2 separate regions of the Mus musculus genome follow, and region 2 is linked to region 1. A link is a loop called in an ENCODE intact Hi-C map of the cell type or tissue named here. Cell type or tissue: heart. All regions are shown on one strand. Each heading gives the region's core, and the rest is flanking DNA. Links, peaks and the distances in the headings are about the cores only.

The links. Peaks named below come from ENCODE experiments on the same cell type or tissue, not always from the same donor. Only the 100,000 strongest peaks of a DNase experiment are listed, where the experiment ranks them.
Region 2: it touches region 1 in a loop (3-fold over the local background); 6 of 42 quality-filtered maps call a loop at or near these places.

Annotation. Positions count from the first base shown.
Region 1 is chr7:12,894,545-12,902,882 of GRCm38, reverse strand. It overlaps Zscan22 (zinc finger and SCAN domain containing 22), which reads right to left and starts at 5,074. Exons shown (of 3, transcript NM_001290436.1): 1 at 4,903-5,074. In heart, for the core only: a CTCF peak has its summit at 5,059; a DNase peak (open chromatin) is centred at 5,082; H3K4me3 peaks cover 1,600 bases; H3K27ac peaks cover 492 bases.
Region 2 is chr7:12,831,554-12,839,891 of GRCm38, reverse strand. It overlaps Zfp110 (zinc finger protein 110), which reads right to left and starts at 5,131. Exons shown (of 8, transcript NM_022981.5): 1 at 4,728-5,131; 2 at 4,365-4,445; 3 at 3,473-3,599; 4 at 2,708-2,803. The coding sequence starts at 4,409. In heart, for the core only: a CTCF peak has its summit at 4,954; DNase peaks (open chromatin) are centred at 4,921 and 5,181; H3K4me3 peaks cover 2,038 bases; H3K27ac peaks cover 1,392 bases.

The DNA.
Region 1 (8,338 bases), core at 117-8,116:
ATAGGGGCCCACAAGTGTCTGTAATTCCAATGTCAGGTCACCCTTTTCTGGTTTCCACAAGCACCGGGCATACGTGTGGTACACAGACACACATGTAGGCAAAACAATCGTACATATACAAACAGTATTGTAGCAGAATTTTAGCAGGACTGTTGTGTTGTATCTGGCATGAATATGGAGTGCGTGCGGCACCTAAGTTTTGAAGCAGCCTTTTGTCAGTGATTGCTATCTGAGATTTATGGAGCGAGTCTTTTAAAGGATCCTCAGAGCCTTTGCATAATTAGTCTTGAGACATGCCTGGCAAATCAGGAAGTCTAATATGGCTGTAAATTGCTTAAGGTGATGGTTCTTTCAGGATAAGCTCCAGGCTGGAGAGATGGCTCAGAGGTTAAGAGCACTGACTGCTCTTCCGAAGGTCCTGAGTTCAAATCCCGGCAACCACATGGTGGCTCACAACCATCCGTAATGAGATCTGATGCCCTCTTCTGGAGTGTCTGAAGACAGCTATAGTGTACTTAGATATAATAATAAATAAATCTTAAAAAAAGAAAAAGAAATTACTCAAGACAAGCCCTAGATCAAGTAAGTTTTGGTATGCAGAACTGATAACAGTGCCATTTAGAAACAATAAAAAGAGCTTCTAGGAGCTGCTAGCATTCAGCCCTCGAGAGGCTGGTCAATGCTGAGAAGCCTAAAATTCATCCTGCAAGGTCTTTCTTGTGAGTACACACACACACACACACACACACACACACACACACGTATATATATATATATATTCATAATCTCCCCCCCTCCCCCCGACAGCAGGGCGGAGCTGGCCAATACCTTTAATCTCAGCATGGGAGGCAGAGGCAGGTGTATCTTTGAATCCAATTCCAGTATGGTTTACAGAGTGAGTTTCAGGACAGCTAGGGTTATATACAGATACCCTGTCTCAAAAACCAAAACCTAAACCAAAGCAAACCAAAACGCAAAGAAACAAACTCAAGGGACAAGTTGTATTCCTATTTTAGGTGAAGGCAGACAGAATGAAAGGATCCTCTCCAAGTCTCCCAGCTAGGGAAGGATCAGCAGGCGAGTGAGCTGCAAACGCAAGCCAGCCCACAGCTAGCCACAAAGCCACAAAGCCATGTCTCCTGTCACTTATACAGTTCCTATTTTCTTATCTTTCGACCTGGTAATCCCACGGTGATTTATTCTGTTAGGTGTGTGTAGGTGTGTGTATATGTGTGTCTGTGTGTGTTGCTATGTAGCTAGCATGGCTTCCAGTTCACTGTCCTTCCCCTTCATCCCCAGTGCATGCCCCACCATGCCTGACTACCTTGCTTCTTTACAAATGTATGTATTTGGGCCAGCAAGATGGTTTATCATGTAAGGCACTTGCCACCAAGTCTTATGACAAACGTTTCATACCTAGGACCCGCAGAGTGGAAGGAGAAGATTGACTCTTTAAGATGTTATGCTGTGGTGTGTGTGTGTATGTGTGTGTATACATAATAAATATAAAAGTCTAAAATAAAGTGCATGTGTTTAAAGCTATACATTTTATTCCAAAAGCTCTAGTTGTATGTCATAATTTTGATAAGTTCTATCTACATTTTTATATTAGTTTTTTGAGTCAGGACCTTTTATATAGACCATGATGGCCTTATGGAAATTCTGCTACAGCCTCCTGGGTACTGGGATTATAAGCATGTACTATTATATATACCCAACTTCATTTTCATTTAGTTTAAAATATTTTCTAATTTCTGTTGTGGTTCTTTCTAATAGGGACACATAGCTATAATCTCACAACTCAGCAGGCTAAGTCAGGAAGACTGAAAGTTCAAGGCCATCCTGGGCTACAGAGCAAGACTTTTCTTTCTCAACAATACATAAATAGGCCTCTATACAAAAAGATAACTCTGCAGAGATTCTGCCCTCTACTCTGCTTTATTTCTTATTGCTCTTTACCACCTGACATATGGCACAATTATATGATTGCTTGTTTATTATCCATCTGCCCTCACTGCAGGGGCTCTTTTTTTTTTTTATAGAATAGAGTTTATTTATGGCATGGGGAGGGGAGTTAAGAAGAAAGCAGAGGGGGGGAGAGGGAGGGAGGGAGGGAGAGAGGCCGGTCATGTGCACGTGGAGAAGGGGGAGGTGAATGTGGAGAGGGGGAAGAGGATAAGGGACCAAGGGCAAGATAATCACACATGGGAGGATGAAGCAGGAGGATTTGAAGACTGTGAGCTACCTAGCAAGCCACTGCTTGTCCCACAAAAAGGAGGGGGCAGAGAGATGTACTAAGCAGGTAAAGGGGCTTCAGTTACCTTATTGTCTACACATATGTAAACGCAAGTTTTGCTTAATGAATCTTCATTGAGTATCTTCTTGGTACCCAGCTCTGCTAAGGATGCCAAGATGAGGAAGACATGGGACCCGTGTTCAATGCCTTTACTAGACTGATATGGACAGGCTGATAAAAGAACAAGTACGTTACAACGTGGGACAGGAATAGGAGAAAATAAGGACAGGCCCTGGGAACTAACTATATGCTAGGTGACCCTAGCCTCTTGTGTCTGTTAACACATGATCCTCTATGAGACAGTATTACTGTTTCCATATTAAAAGCTGGGGAGGGGGCTGGCGAGATGGCTCAGTGGTTAAGAGCGCCAACTGTTCTTCCAAAGGTCCCAAGTTCAAATCCCAGCAACCACATGGTGGCTCACAACTATCCGTAATGAAATCTGATGCCCTCTTCTGGAGTATCTGAGGACAGCTACAGTGTACTTACATACAATAAATAAATAAATCTAAGAAAAAAAAAAAGCTGGGGAACTGCATTAACCTCTAGGGTTATTTTCTGTCAGCAGGTGGAGAGCTGGTCTTGGACCTCACAAATGATGCCCTCCAGTCTTTCTTTATGGGGGATGACGTTCAGCCTTTCCAAACCGCAGAAGAACAGTAAACAACGAGTGCTGCTTGGGGCTGGTAAGAACCCACTTCACACATTCCTAGTAGGTGACAGTCAGCTAAAATGCCCTTTACAAAAAACACAGTATGGGTTGGGGAGATGGCTTGGCAAGTAAAGGTGCTTGCCGCCAAGCCTGACAACCTATCTCCAACCCCTAAGACCCGTATGGTAAAAGGACAGAACCAACTGCTTTAACTTGTCTCCTGATCTTTGTTACACATGGGCCATGGCTTCTCTGTGTGTGCACACATGTACACACATATATAATATAGGAAGAGCTTTAAAATGGTCATGTGTTTTGGCTCAATATTACACTTCATTTTAAGACTAGCTCTCCTTACATAATAGAACTTACATTCCTCTTGCCTGCTGACTTCAATTTTAGTTTGCTTCGGAATCAATCCCCATTTCTAGATAGGGAAGCTACTAACATCTGGAAAGGGACAGCACTTCCTTCAGAGACTTGGTACTTACAGTGCAGGACTTCATCACTCTGTTCCTATTATATAGCATAGCAGCAGGACCTCCCTTAGTCACCAGAACACTTAAGTATACCCCAGAAATGCCATATTGTATCTGATATTGTAGTAAATCCCAAGTACAAACTAATAGTCCAGAAAAAATTTTTAAAAAATTAGTCAAGCTAAAACCAGCAAATAAATATATATATTAATATAAATTACTACATAGTAAACACACATCTATTATATATGCATGTGTGATGTGTGTGTGTGTGTATATTTTGAGACAGGGTTGTCTTAGTTTGCACCTTCTCTTGCAGTGATAAAACATTGGTCAAAAGCAAGTTGGGGAGGAAAGGGCTTATTTTCCTCACAAATTACCAGTTTTGAAGGAAGTCAGGTTAAACTCAAGGTAGGAACCTGGTTGCAAAAACTGAAGCAGAGGTTGTGGTGGAATGCTTGCTTCCCAAGGCTTGCTCAGTCTGTTTTCTTATATAACCCAGGATCACCTACTCAGGGGTGGCACCTGGACTGGGTCCTCCCACGTCAATAATTAATCAAGAAAATGCCCCTATAGACTTGCCTACAAGTCATCTCTTGGAGGCCTTTTCTCAATGGAGGTTCCTCTTCTCAGATAACGCTAGCTTTCATCAAGTTGTATACAACCAACCCAACCAACCCAACCCAACCCAACCAGGATACAGGGGTTTACTATAAAGTCCTGGATGGCCTGGAACTTGATACATAGATGAGGCTGGCTTCGAAAAGAACATGTGCCACCATGGCTGGCTCAATTAATATACATTTTATGGTGGAATTAAAGCAGCTCAAGGGGCTGAAGAGGTGGCTCAGTGGGTGGTTAAGAGCATTCATTGGCTGCTCTTCCACAGGACCCAGGTTCAATTCCCAGCACCCACATTGCAGCTCACAACTGTTTGTAATTCCAAGATCTGGCACCCTCACACACATACTTGCAGGCAAAATTCCAATGCATATAAAATAAAAATAAGTAAATAAAGCAGCTGAAATGTTTGGCGTGGTGGCTTGGGAGGCAGAGGCAGGAAGACCATGTTAGTCAGCATCTCAACCAGACACAGAGGATTTCACTCATGGCTGAACTCGTTACAAACTCATCTTTTTTAAATTTATTTTTTATTTTATTTTATTTTTATTTTTTGGTTTTTCGAGACAGGGTTTCTCTGTGTAGCCCTAGCTGTCCTGGAACTCACTTTGTAGACCAGGCTGGCCTCGAACTCAGAAATCCGCCTGCCTCTGCCTCCGAGTGCTGGGATTAAAGGCTTGCGCTACCACGCCTGGCTACAAACCCATCTTAAAGTCCATCGAAAAGCTATTTCTGTCGGTGGCTTCATCAGTCACTCGACGAGATATCCAAGGCCACGACGCATCAGACGTAGCACAACCTGTCGGACACATACAACCGGTCGGCCAGTCCCGCTTTTGGTTTGTCAGACTTACACTCCATCAGCCGTGACACACTCTGTCCTGTACTCACAGGCCGTTAGGTTTGCCGTGGGCGTTCGCAGCCCTCACCCCTCCATGCCAGGGTTCCCGCGCTCACCGGGTCTCCAGAACTCCCAGCGGACACTTCCAAAGGCGTCCTGGTGACGCACACACATGCGCCTTCGTGCCCAGGGACCACAAGTCCCAAAGTGCCTAGTACAGGCGAATGGCCACACAGCACGTCACCTGGACTACAAGTTCCAGAAAGCACAGCGCTAATTCTTTCGGCCCTGTGGGAGTTGTAGTTCTGAATGCCTGCCGGGGGTTGGGTTGGGAAGGATGGTGACTCTAGGCTGGTGTTTCTGAGTAGAAGTTGTGGGATGTGTGGGAAGTTGGAGCATGCACGGTGCAAGTGAGTGAGGTCCATCCTCTGATGGCTCACAACCGTCTAACTCCAGTCCCAGGAGTTTTGGTACCCTCTTTTGGCCTTCATAGGCACCAGGCACACAAATGCTACACAGATATACAAGCAGGCAAAATACCCACATAGGTTATATGTATATGTATATGTATATGTATATGTATATGTATATGTATATGTATATGTATATGTATATGTATATGTATATGTATATGTATATGTATATGTATATGTATATATGTATACACACACACACATATATATATATTAAAATCACATTTATTTGGTGTGTGTGTTTGTTCATGTGTGTTTATGTGTGTTGTGGGGTACGTACCACAATGCACGTGAAGAGGTTAGGAGACAACTTTTGGAACCCTGTTCTTTCCTTTTACCAAGTGAGTTCTGCAGGTCAAACTCAGTTTTGGCAGCAAGTACTTTTACCCACTTTTCTTTCTTGCCAGCCATATTTTGCTTAATTTTTTTGGTTCTGGGGAACCTGGACCTTTACTCACATTAAGTGCAACCTCAAGCCCTAAACTACAATCCTTCCACAATCCTTCCGAAACCTTTGTCATTTTATTTGAATGTAGCCAGTCTTAGCTAACTAACACTAACTACACGAGACAGCTGGGGGTGGAGTGTGTATGTGTGTGTCTGCAGGCCATTTAAACATCACAGACAGCTTCCAGACTTTTAGACAAGGTGCCTGACTAGGAGGCCTTTACTGTTGGGATTTGCTAAATTGTCTACAAGTTTGTCTGTCTTTGAGCTCCATACAAAGTGAATGGTGCACGAGTAACAGTCTTTTTAACAGCCATACTAGCAAACTTCATAGAGAGCAGCCACAGGATGCGTGTATTGAGGGAACTGTGCAACAGAAAGATGTAAGGTGATCAGTGCTTTGAGGAGAAAATTGGCAGTACAGCAATCTCGGCCAAATTCAGTTCCTCACAGAGACTCTCAGGTGAGAAAACAATGTTTCGCTACTTCCAACGGAGGCAAGGGTATTGAGCAGGCTCCTAGTACATGAATTTGCTCTGTACTCATCCCTCCTTCCCCACCTTGTTTGCAAGCTGGGGGAAGGCAGAAGGGTCGTTGAGGAATGGCAGCACCCAGTTGTGGACACAACTGATTCTGTGAAGCAGCAGGGGAGAGGCCTGAGGTGAACGTTGGCACTGTGGAAATGTGGAATACAGGTGACTCCAGAGACTGGAAGAGAAAAGGGACAGAGCCCTTTTCAACCTTCCCTGCAGCCACCAGAGGTTAGGAATGCTGAACACTACCACTCCAAACCTCTTATGACAGATGGCCCTGTGACTCATTTTTGGCCAACAAATTATGTGGGTATATGACAGAGGTTTCTGGGAAGGCCCTTCTTTGACATATGAGAAAGGTGAATATTGGCTTGCCTACTTTCCTGTTTCTCCCAGTATTGATTACAGGCACAATGACTGAGGCTTTAGCAGTTTGCTCAGGACCATGAGAAAAAGGCAAAACCCCACAGCAGCACCTCCAACATAAGTGAGTCACTGAATATATATTTTTTAGATTTATTTATTTGTTATATGTAAGTACACTGTAGATGTCTTTAGACACACCAGAAGAGGGCATCAGATCTCATTAAGGATGGTTGTGAGCCACCATGTGGTTGCTGGGTTTTAAACTCAGGTCCTTAGGAAGAGTAGTCAGTGCTCTTAACTGCTGAGCCATCTTTCCAGCCCAGAGTCACTGAAATCTTAGCTACTGTAAACTGGGTGCTCATATGAAAGTCTGACTTTATATTACTTTTGAATATAACATACATAATTACCTTTATGCTGGTAATTAGTAATATTTGCTCTGGGCCTACTTTTTTTTCATTTAGAATATGGTTGCACATGCTATCTATCTATCTATCTATCTATCTATCTATCTATCTATCTATCTATCTATCTATCTATCTATCTGTCTATGTGACTTTGACACAGGGTTTCTCTGTGTAATCCTGGATATCTTGGAACAGGCTGGCCTCATACTTAAGAGATTTGCTGCCCCTGCCCCTGTCCCTGCTTCCTGAGTGCTGGGATTAAAGGCCTGTGTCACACTTCCTGGCTCATCTAGAAATGCTACTACTTCATAGAACTACCACAAAGTCAGCCAGCTGATGCACCTTTTCTTAGCTTTGTGAATGAAAAGCTCCCAGAGAAGATATAACAGCTGAGTTATTATGAAAAGTCAGGCTTGGCAAAGGAAATGAAAGGCCGACCTCAGAGGGAAATGTGAGTGCAGAGAAGCAAATTCTGGACACCAACAGTGTCTTGTGAGCACCCTGGAGATCAAAAAAGAAAAACAAAAATGCTGATCCAAAGTATCCTGGGAGCCAGGTGTACTCCAAAGGAGACCCCATCAGATTTCAGGTTCTTAGAAGAGAGCAAAGGTAAGGAGCTGTGATGGCAGCAGTCCTGATGCTGGACTGTTCCCTCAAAGTGGCAAGAACTGCTGTTGTTAGGATGACTGTTCAAGGTAGGCACCTGACAGGCAACTGTTCTGTACAACTAAATCAGTTGATTCCATGCTCCTGGGGCACAAGCATGTGACTACAGCTGAGCTGTGCATATTTCATAGTTAGTTTCTTTTTAGGTTAAGTTGGTTTCCTGGCTCTATGAGAAACCAGAGATAACAATAAATGTTCTTTTTGTCAGGAACTGCATGGACACAGGTTGGGAACCTCCTTCCCCCTACCTGCCTTCTTTTTTCTTAAGAGAACATGTGGAGGAAAACAATTAGATAAGGGTGAAGTTCCCTGTAAATATGAGAATGGTCGTTAGGATATCTTGCTGGGGGGGGGGGGGGTTGGTGAGTGGAGAGATGGCTCAGTGGTTAAGAGTACTGTCTGTTTCTCCAGAGGTCCTGAGTTTGATTCCCGGCAACCAAATGGTGGCTCACAACCATCTATAATGGGATCAGATGCCCTCTTCTGGTATGCTGCTCTATATGCAGAAATAACACTCATAAACATAAAGTAAATGAACCTTAAAAAAAGAGTATCTT
Region 2 (8,338 bases), core at 6-8,005, 63 kb after region 1:
CCATGAAAACACAAAGAGAAGCACAGTGGCACATGGTGTGCTTAGGAGCCAAAATATAAATTAAAAAAAAAATTTAAGATTGCAAAAAGTGAAAACTATGTCTTTTATTAATATTAACACAAAAATACAACCTTATAGCAAGGCATTTCTTATATCTACTATGCTACCACTTTAACATAGTGATTTAAAGGGGAAAAATTATAATGATTCTTCCAATCACCTTGGAAGATTCTGCAATGGAAATAGGTATTTCCCTATTTAACATATAGCAATGATTTTTTCATTCATTAGAAAGCACTAGATGAATTTTTATTCATTCATAAGAGTGTTGATGTGAAACAAAGCATAATCTAGCATCATGCTCATCAAAACCTACACATTTTCCTATATGCCACTCTTTATTTTCAGAATCATGTTTTGGATATGATGATGGAACTATGTAATTGTCCAAAGCAAAGAAAAAATTAACAACACCCATAGACTCATATGTTTGAATACTTGGCCCCAGTTGACTGAACTGTTTGGTAGGATTAGAAGTTGTGGCCTTGCTGGATGAGGTGTGTCCCCTGGGGGTATTTCCAAAGCTCATGCCAGCCCCAGTTAGCTCTCTCACTGCCTTCTGCTTGTGAATCAGATGTAAACTCTCAGTTACTGCTGCAGTGCCATGGTACCCAACTATGATGGTCATGGACTAATAATAACCCTTTGAAACTGTAAGTAAGCCCCCAATTACATGGATCTACAGATTTGGAGTTTACCTTGCTTAGTTTTGATTAGGCCCAGTATTTCCTCACTTTCCCTCTTCTGTAATGGAAATATATTCTGTGCCATTGTATGTTAGAAGAACGTAACTTGCTTTTTGAATTTTAACAGGGTTACAATTAAAGAGATTGCTTTGAGTCTCAGAGAAGACATTGAACTTGTATGAGAGCAGTGCCCTCAGAAGACAGAACAGGGCATCATGTAACTCCTTAGACTGGAGTTGCAGATGGTTCTGAGTTGCCATGTGATTGATAGGGCTCTGCAAACATAACCAATGCTCTAACCACTGAGCAATCTCTCCAACCTCAAGGCTATGACCTTTTAAAATACTGAGACTATGAAAGGCTATGAGGACTTTTGAAGTTGGACTGAATACATACTACACCATGGGCTTATGAGGCCAGCAAACGGATTGTGGTGATTTGAATGAGAATGGCCCTCCAGGCTAATATATTTGAATGTTTGGTTCCAGGTTGGTGGAACTATTTAGAAGGATTAGGTGTTGCCCTGTTGGAGGAGCTATGTCACTGGGGTTGAGTTTTGAGGTTTCAAAAGTCCATGCCATTCCCAGTTACCTTGAGCTCTCTCTAGCTGCTTCTGGCTTGGGAATTAAGAAGTAGGCTCTTAGCCTGTTGCTGTGCTCATCACCATGAAGGTTATGGACTTACCCACTGAACTACACGAAAACCCTCAATTAAATGCTTTTTCTTGTATCCTGGTCATGGTATATCTTCACAGCAACAGAAAAGTAATTAAAACCTCAATGTTAAGAGGATTTGGCAGCATGTAGGCTCATATGAACAACCATGCAAGGATTAATCAGAACAGGTAATAGCAACGATTAAGTCCAATCAAATTTAATATACATTCTAACATCTTTTTTCGACTAATCTAGACAAACAGGTCTTTATCTGGAGGATTAAAAGACATCTAAGATTTCTTTGTTTTTTTTTTTTTTTGTTTTTGTTTTTTTAAAGACGGTTTCTCTGCATACTCCTGGCTATCCTGAAACTTGCTCTGTACACCAGGTGGGCTTAAATTTACAGAGATCCAACTGCCTCTGTTTCCCAAGTGCTGGGATTAAAGGTGTGAGCTACCACTACCTGGCCAAGATTACTTTTTTAAACTACAAGGGGTATAGAAATTTATTAAAGTTCATTAATATACAATAAAATGTGTCACATTATGGCATGCACCCAGAAAGGGGGAAAAAAATCAAAACCCAAAGCACAAGAACACAGAAGAGGCTTCTGTGCTGTGGCAATAGTAATTTAGTCTACAGAAAGATGCTGTTTTCAACAACAGGAGATCATCTGAATTTTTGGGGGGGCTCAAGGATTTTATGCCTACTATATATAAACTGAAACCAGATAAATAGAACAACAAAAAAGGTAAAAATGTTCAAGTTTACAAAAGTATTCAGACAATATGCCTATGTGCTTAAAAACAACAACAACAACAACAACAACAACAAACTTAGAAGAGAAATAAAAACAGGAACCAGTGGGGTAACACACATTTGTAATTCCAGAACTTCCAAGAGCGAGGGATGATCAGAAATTCATATCCTTAGTTAATTAATAGGTTGGAGGCCAGCCTGAACTACCTAAGACCTTATCTCAAAACAAAACAAAAATCCAAAACAACAAAACCCCCAACACAAACCCTACCACCACTACACACTAAGGCCAAATATCACAACATCCACCCCTAAATAAAGACTGGAGCCGAGTATGTTAGTTCAAGTGGTAGCATGTCTGCTCTGCTCATCATGTGAAAGGCCCTGGGCTTAAACACTAGCATCATGAAAAAAATGACTGCAGACTGGAAACTATCCTATTTATTATGACATGATACCTGGATTCTCATTCTGCTTAGAAGACATTAGTCTTGGAATAACCAGAAGATTCACCCCTTTGGACACTCCCATATGCCTGGCTCTTACCTGGAAGAGTATCTTGAGGAATTTCTCTCTGCATTGGCCAGCAGTCTTCGGCTTTTTCTAGCTGAGATATCACATTTGGCTTTGAAAAGTGATGCTCTGCTCAATGGAAAGGAGACAGGGCTTGGAGGTCTGCTTAGAGAAAATGCTGTCCTGCTGCAACATTCTCGCCCCTCCTTCCCCCATGCTGGGACATGAAAGCTTTTGCTTCCCTGCTAAATTTGACAGTTGAAAAAGAACTGGTCAGGACTATCAACTTTTGTTTCTGCTTAAACAGAGACACAAAGCTTAGAGACACAGCTATGATGAAATAACCAGAGAGGACAGAAGACCTCCTAAGAATCATAAAGAAGTCACAATTTTGATGATAACCCCGAGCTGCTGGACAATGATATATTTTTTTATGTTTGACATGCCATAAAAATTATAGCCAACTCTCACTACAGCTACAAACATCTCTTAAAAGCTCTGCCCAGTATTCAGGGACTCTGAAGTATTGCTTGGATGAAACTTCTGAAGTCATACTGAAAAGCTGCCTTTTTCCTCTCTACCAAGCTCTACACTCCCTTAACACTTCTCCTCTGGTCCCTTTAGCCTGAGCCCAAGCACTTACAGTTCAGGGGTACCGCACATCCAGAATTGGGGTGGGGGCAGGTAGAGTCAAGCCTGGCACTGAACTTCCAATCCTCCTCCACCTCTGAGGTGCTGGAATTAAAAGCATGCTCCACCCACCCAAACAGCTCTTTATTAAAGTGGAGGCTGCCTTACCCACTGAAATCATGTTGCTGTAGTTCTCCATCATGATCTCCCTGTACAGGCACTTCTGTTGGAAGTCCAGCTGTGCCCACTCTTCCTCGGTAAACGTCAGAGATACATCTTCAAACTTCACAGACTCCTGAAAGGCACAAGATGCAGTTCAGTCCAGGGTTTTCCTCTTCTACAGTGACAGAAAAATAGGAAGGCTGAGCAAGATGACCCAGCTACATTTTACTTATCTCATGTTCCTTTGTCTGAATCCTTGAGCAAATCGGTCTGACACTAATCAGGGGACACGTGAGACTGTGGTCTATGAAAACCTGTTCATTTCTCACTAATCAGGGGATAGGACTGTTGGTTCCCATCTATACCTCTTTTCTTGTTTTTGAATTGTCACTTCCTTAAAGTAGTTGCTGAAAACTAAACATGAGCTTCTTATCTTCTTACACTTGTCAGTTTCTTTCACCAGACCCTCAGCTTAAAAAAAAAAAAAAAAAAAAAAAAAAAAAAAAGAAAAAATAAAGGTTGAAAAGGATTGGTGAGATGGCTCAGTGGGTAAAGGTGCCTGCTACCAAGCCTGAGTTTGATTGATCTTCAGGATTCATATGTTGGAAGAAGGGTAGCGATCCGGAAAGGTACTCTCTGTCCTCTACAAGCAGGCAGTGGCACACACGTGCATGCCCCCCCCCCCCCAAATGTAATAGTATTGTTTTTTAATTAAAAAGCCTCAATCTGGCTTGCCAGTTCCTGGTTCAGAAATCGGTTTGTTTGTTTCTTCTATTGTAACCACCCTCTTGGGCAGTCCTCCAACTCCTCCCGAAACTCAATGATATTTGAGAACAAACGTCTCACCACTAGCCGACCCCTGAGCCGACTCAAAAGTTGAAAAGAAGCCTTTACTCACATGGGGCCAGGTTGTTGGAAGCGTGGAAGCCATACTGTCCTCCATGTTCTCTCCCAGGAGTAGGCAGAATGCTGACGAAACCTAAAGTGGAAGAGGGGGGCACTAAGGAATGTGCCCAGCGGCTCCCCCACCTCTGCCCATATCCCACCCCTCAGCAGGACATGACCAGTCCACCCCAAAATTGCAAAGTGCCCAGTGAATCCTCTTCCCGACTCCCATAAGCCTACAAGACAGGTTCCCCTCTAACCGAGAGGGGACAGCTGATGTCATCTAATCCAAAAGGCGGTTGGTTTTCTTAAACTGTGGTCCTTATTTAGAACGCGATGTCTTCCTTAGGATTTGTTCGGACCCACGACTACACACCTTCTCCCGGGTCCGTAGAAGTGGCGCCACAAACGAAGCCGACACTGGGTTCCAGAGGTTGCAAATAAAACAGAAGATGGGTGCTGCCCCCGACGGGCTTTCACGCAGCGCTACGATTGCGGAAAGACACAATGGCGCTCGCCCGTCGGTCTTGTCCCGAACTGCGCCAGCTCACGAGTCCGGACTACAACTCCCAGACGCCCCCGCGGACGTCGAGCGGCAGCAGTTAGGCGGCGTTTGTCCTGTTGGCGGGCGAAGCCGAAGTCCGAAAAGTGTGTTATTGACTGCTAAAGAACTAGGATGCAGCTTTTGAAGAAGGATACTAAGACGCTGAGCACCAGTACCTCTGTGGACAGAGACCGAGGCTAGGAGAGAATCGAACCCACTAACAGGAGCAAAAGAACTTGGACAAAACGGAAGCTAGGCATGGGCAAGGGGGTGGGCCGGAAGTGCTGGTGTTAGGTCGGCTGAGCGAGGCACGCCGCGTAGCAGAGCAAGGAAGGCGGGACGAGGGGACAGATGGAACCTACGGCTCTACTAGTGTAGAGGGGGAGGGAATCCGGATTGGGGCTGTCTGTGGGTCGGAGGCAAGAGAAGACAAAGTCATTTAACGGAGTTTACTGTGGGGAAGGAGAAAAGGATGCAATCTTACTGAAGTTTCACCGGTACCCTTAAAGGGAGAGGAAGAAAGGAGTAACTGTAGAAACAGAAAGCCATTAGGCATCGGAATTAAAAGTACTCAAATTTCCATGAGAGGACAGGCGTTTGCGTCCAGATTAGTAGAGTGGGCAGGGTTGTGTGGTCTGGGCAGGGTGGTGTGGGCTTATAACGTTTAGGTGGGAAGTATGGAGACCTGGTGGACTTAAAATATGGTAGGCTACACTAAATGTCCTCTCTAGTTTTCCCCAGCAGAGGAAGGGATGTAGTGAGAATCCTGGAATTTTGGTTTCTTGGAAGAACAAACAAATATTATAAAATAATATTTTGTTTGATTCCAGGTATAGGGATGTGGGGCTGCTTCAGACTGCCTGTAGCAGCTGACCGTGATTTGTTTTGTGCTCTAGCAGAATCGTGGTTCTGTCTGTAGCAGATAGTTTTTTGTGATTGTGTTATATTTGGAATTCTGAGAACTTTTCAGAGAGTATATTAATGTTAGGGCCCGATAGGCTAGGGGCTGGGCTGGACCAGTTGGTTGTATAGGGAGGAGGTTGGTTGTGGTTTCGTAGTAGCTGAGGTCAAAGGAGAAGCAAAAGAAAAGAAATCAGATTCAGGGATTTCCTAATTCCTCTCTCCCCTCTATTCCTGTTTCTTTCCAGTCTAGTGTTAAGGGGTAAAAAGGGGGCATGGATAAAGATGGGAGGAAGAGGAGAACCCACAAAGTTGCAAAGACCAGCTACAAAGGGACATGGAGGATCAGAGATGTATGAGGAAAACTAAAATTACACTCAGTCCCAGGGATGCTAACTGTAAATATCCATACATGTGGAGAGCTCTTGGGACTGCTTCTAGGAATTGGGCAGGAATTTGACATTAGGCTAGGACACGGAAGTAGGCTCAGGCAAGAATTTGACTTGGGGCTAAGATCAAGATCTTGATCGTTTTGTAAGTCCCTGAATACCACAGGACTTTGTTTATTGCCTTGTTTGTACCTTGACTTAGAACTGACCTTATTCTTTGCATGTACTTAGAATAGACTAGAAAAAACAGACTAGAGAAAAATAAACCCACTTCAGGCTCAGCAGGGGCTTGAGTCCTGTTATAATGTTGTCTAATTGTCTTTTTCTTTTCAATCTTCACTCCCTCCCTTGAGACCCTGCTGACTGACTGAGCTTGTTGGTTACACACAGGGGCTGATTTGTATGGTACACATTGAGAGGCTGTGGGTTCTGGTAATGCCAGTTATTAGCTAACCTGTGACTAGGTTTGTTCCTAATGGCAGATTAGATCAGGGGGAACTTGAAGTCTGCCTCTGACCATAATTGGGTATGTTTGTAACTCTCTAGACAGCTCAGAACAACAAAGAATTCTGCTGTGTTCCTTATACTGTTTAGTATCCTATTCCTAAGGTCTCTTTATATCCTGTTCTGATTGATGTAGTCTTTGTATTACTTGGGGTCCAGACATTCTGATGTTCTCATAATGCCTAGAGCCTATTGACCTATCCTTCTCAACCCAAGGTTTGTGTATTCCTTTACGCTTTCTAAGTAGGGTCTTGGCAACACTGTGTCTAACTGTGGTCATGCTTCTTATTCTTATGGTTAAAATAGACTACATATTCTTAATTTTTAAACATTTTTATTTATTTTATGTATGTGAGTACACTCTGTAGCTGTCTTCAGACACACCAGAAGAGGGCATTGGATCTCATTACAGGTGGTTGTGAGCTACCATGTGGTTGCTGGGAACTGAACTCAGGACTTCAGGAAGAAGAGTCAGTGCTCTTAACTGCTGAGTCATCTCTCTAGCCCTGTTCTTAATTTTTACTGCAATTAATGTTTATATTTAGTATTTGCTCAGATTATTATCCTATTTTTAGTTTGACAGTATTTCCTTGGATTTTTTTTCATTCATTCATTCATTCCATTTCATCCTGGTTCACATATATCCCAAACTGTTTTTGAATTTTGTAGCTGAGGTTAACCTTGAATTTCTAATCCTCTTGCTTCCACCTTCCTAGTGCAAGGAATACAGATGTGGGCCACACTGCTCATCTTTCTGTGGTGTGGGTGTTAGAACTCAGAGCTTTGTGGCAAACACTGATGACTGAGTTAACTCTTTAGTCCTCAGAATCTCTTAACTTTCAAAAGGACCATATTGATTGAATAAGTAATTGGTCCCTTTTTTAATATTTCACATTAAATAATCCTGGCTGTTTGGCAGATTATTATTGTGTGACAGAATTGTGGAAAATAGCCATTGACTGACAGTTTTATTTTAGATGTCAGTGTGTGTTTGTTTAAGTGGCTTATCCAATTGTTCAATAGAGAGCTTTATTATTTTAAGGAGGCAAGTTCTCTTTTCAGTTTTAAGTTCATTCTTATTTTTAAAAGTTAAGGTTCGTTGATGGTGGTGCACACCTTGAGTCCCAGCACTTTGGGAGGCAAAGGCAGGTGGATCTCTGTAAGTTCAAGGCTAGCCTAGTCTACAGGGTGAGTTCCGGGACATCCAGGGCTGCACAGAGAAACCATGTCTTGCAAAACAAGCAAACCAAAAAAGTTAATTAAATGCTTTTTATTTGATTTAGTGTGAGTGCATGTGCGCGTGCGTCTGCGTGCACACACAGACTTTCATAGCACAGTGTACGTACGTGTGAAGTCAGAGGAAAGCTTTCAGGAATTGGTTCTGTCCTTCCATTATGTGGGTTGCAGGAATAGAACCTAGGAGGTCAGATTTAGTAGGAAGTGGTTTTACTCGAAGAGTTATCTCAGTGGCCCGAAAATTGATTTTTAAAAAGCTTACATTTATTTATTGTGCATGCTTGTATTTCTGCACTGCAGCATATGTATGGAGGTCAGGAAGTAACTTGAGGAGTTTGGTTCTGTCCTCTCAGCTGCAGGCTCTGGAGGTTGTGTCCACATTTCTAGGGTGGGCAGGGTTACTGTCTCTCAAGG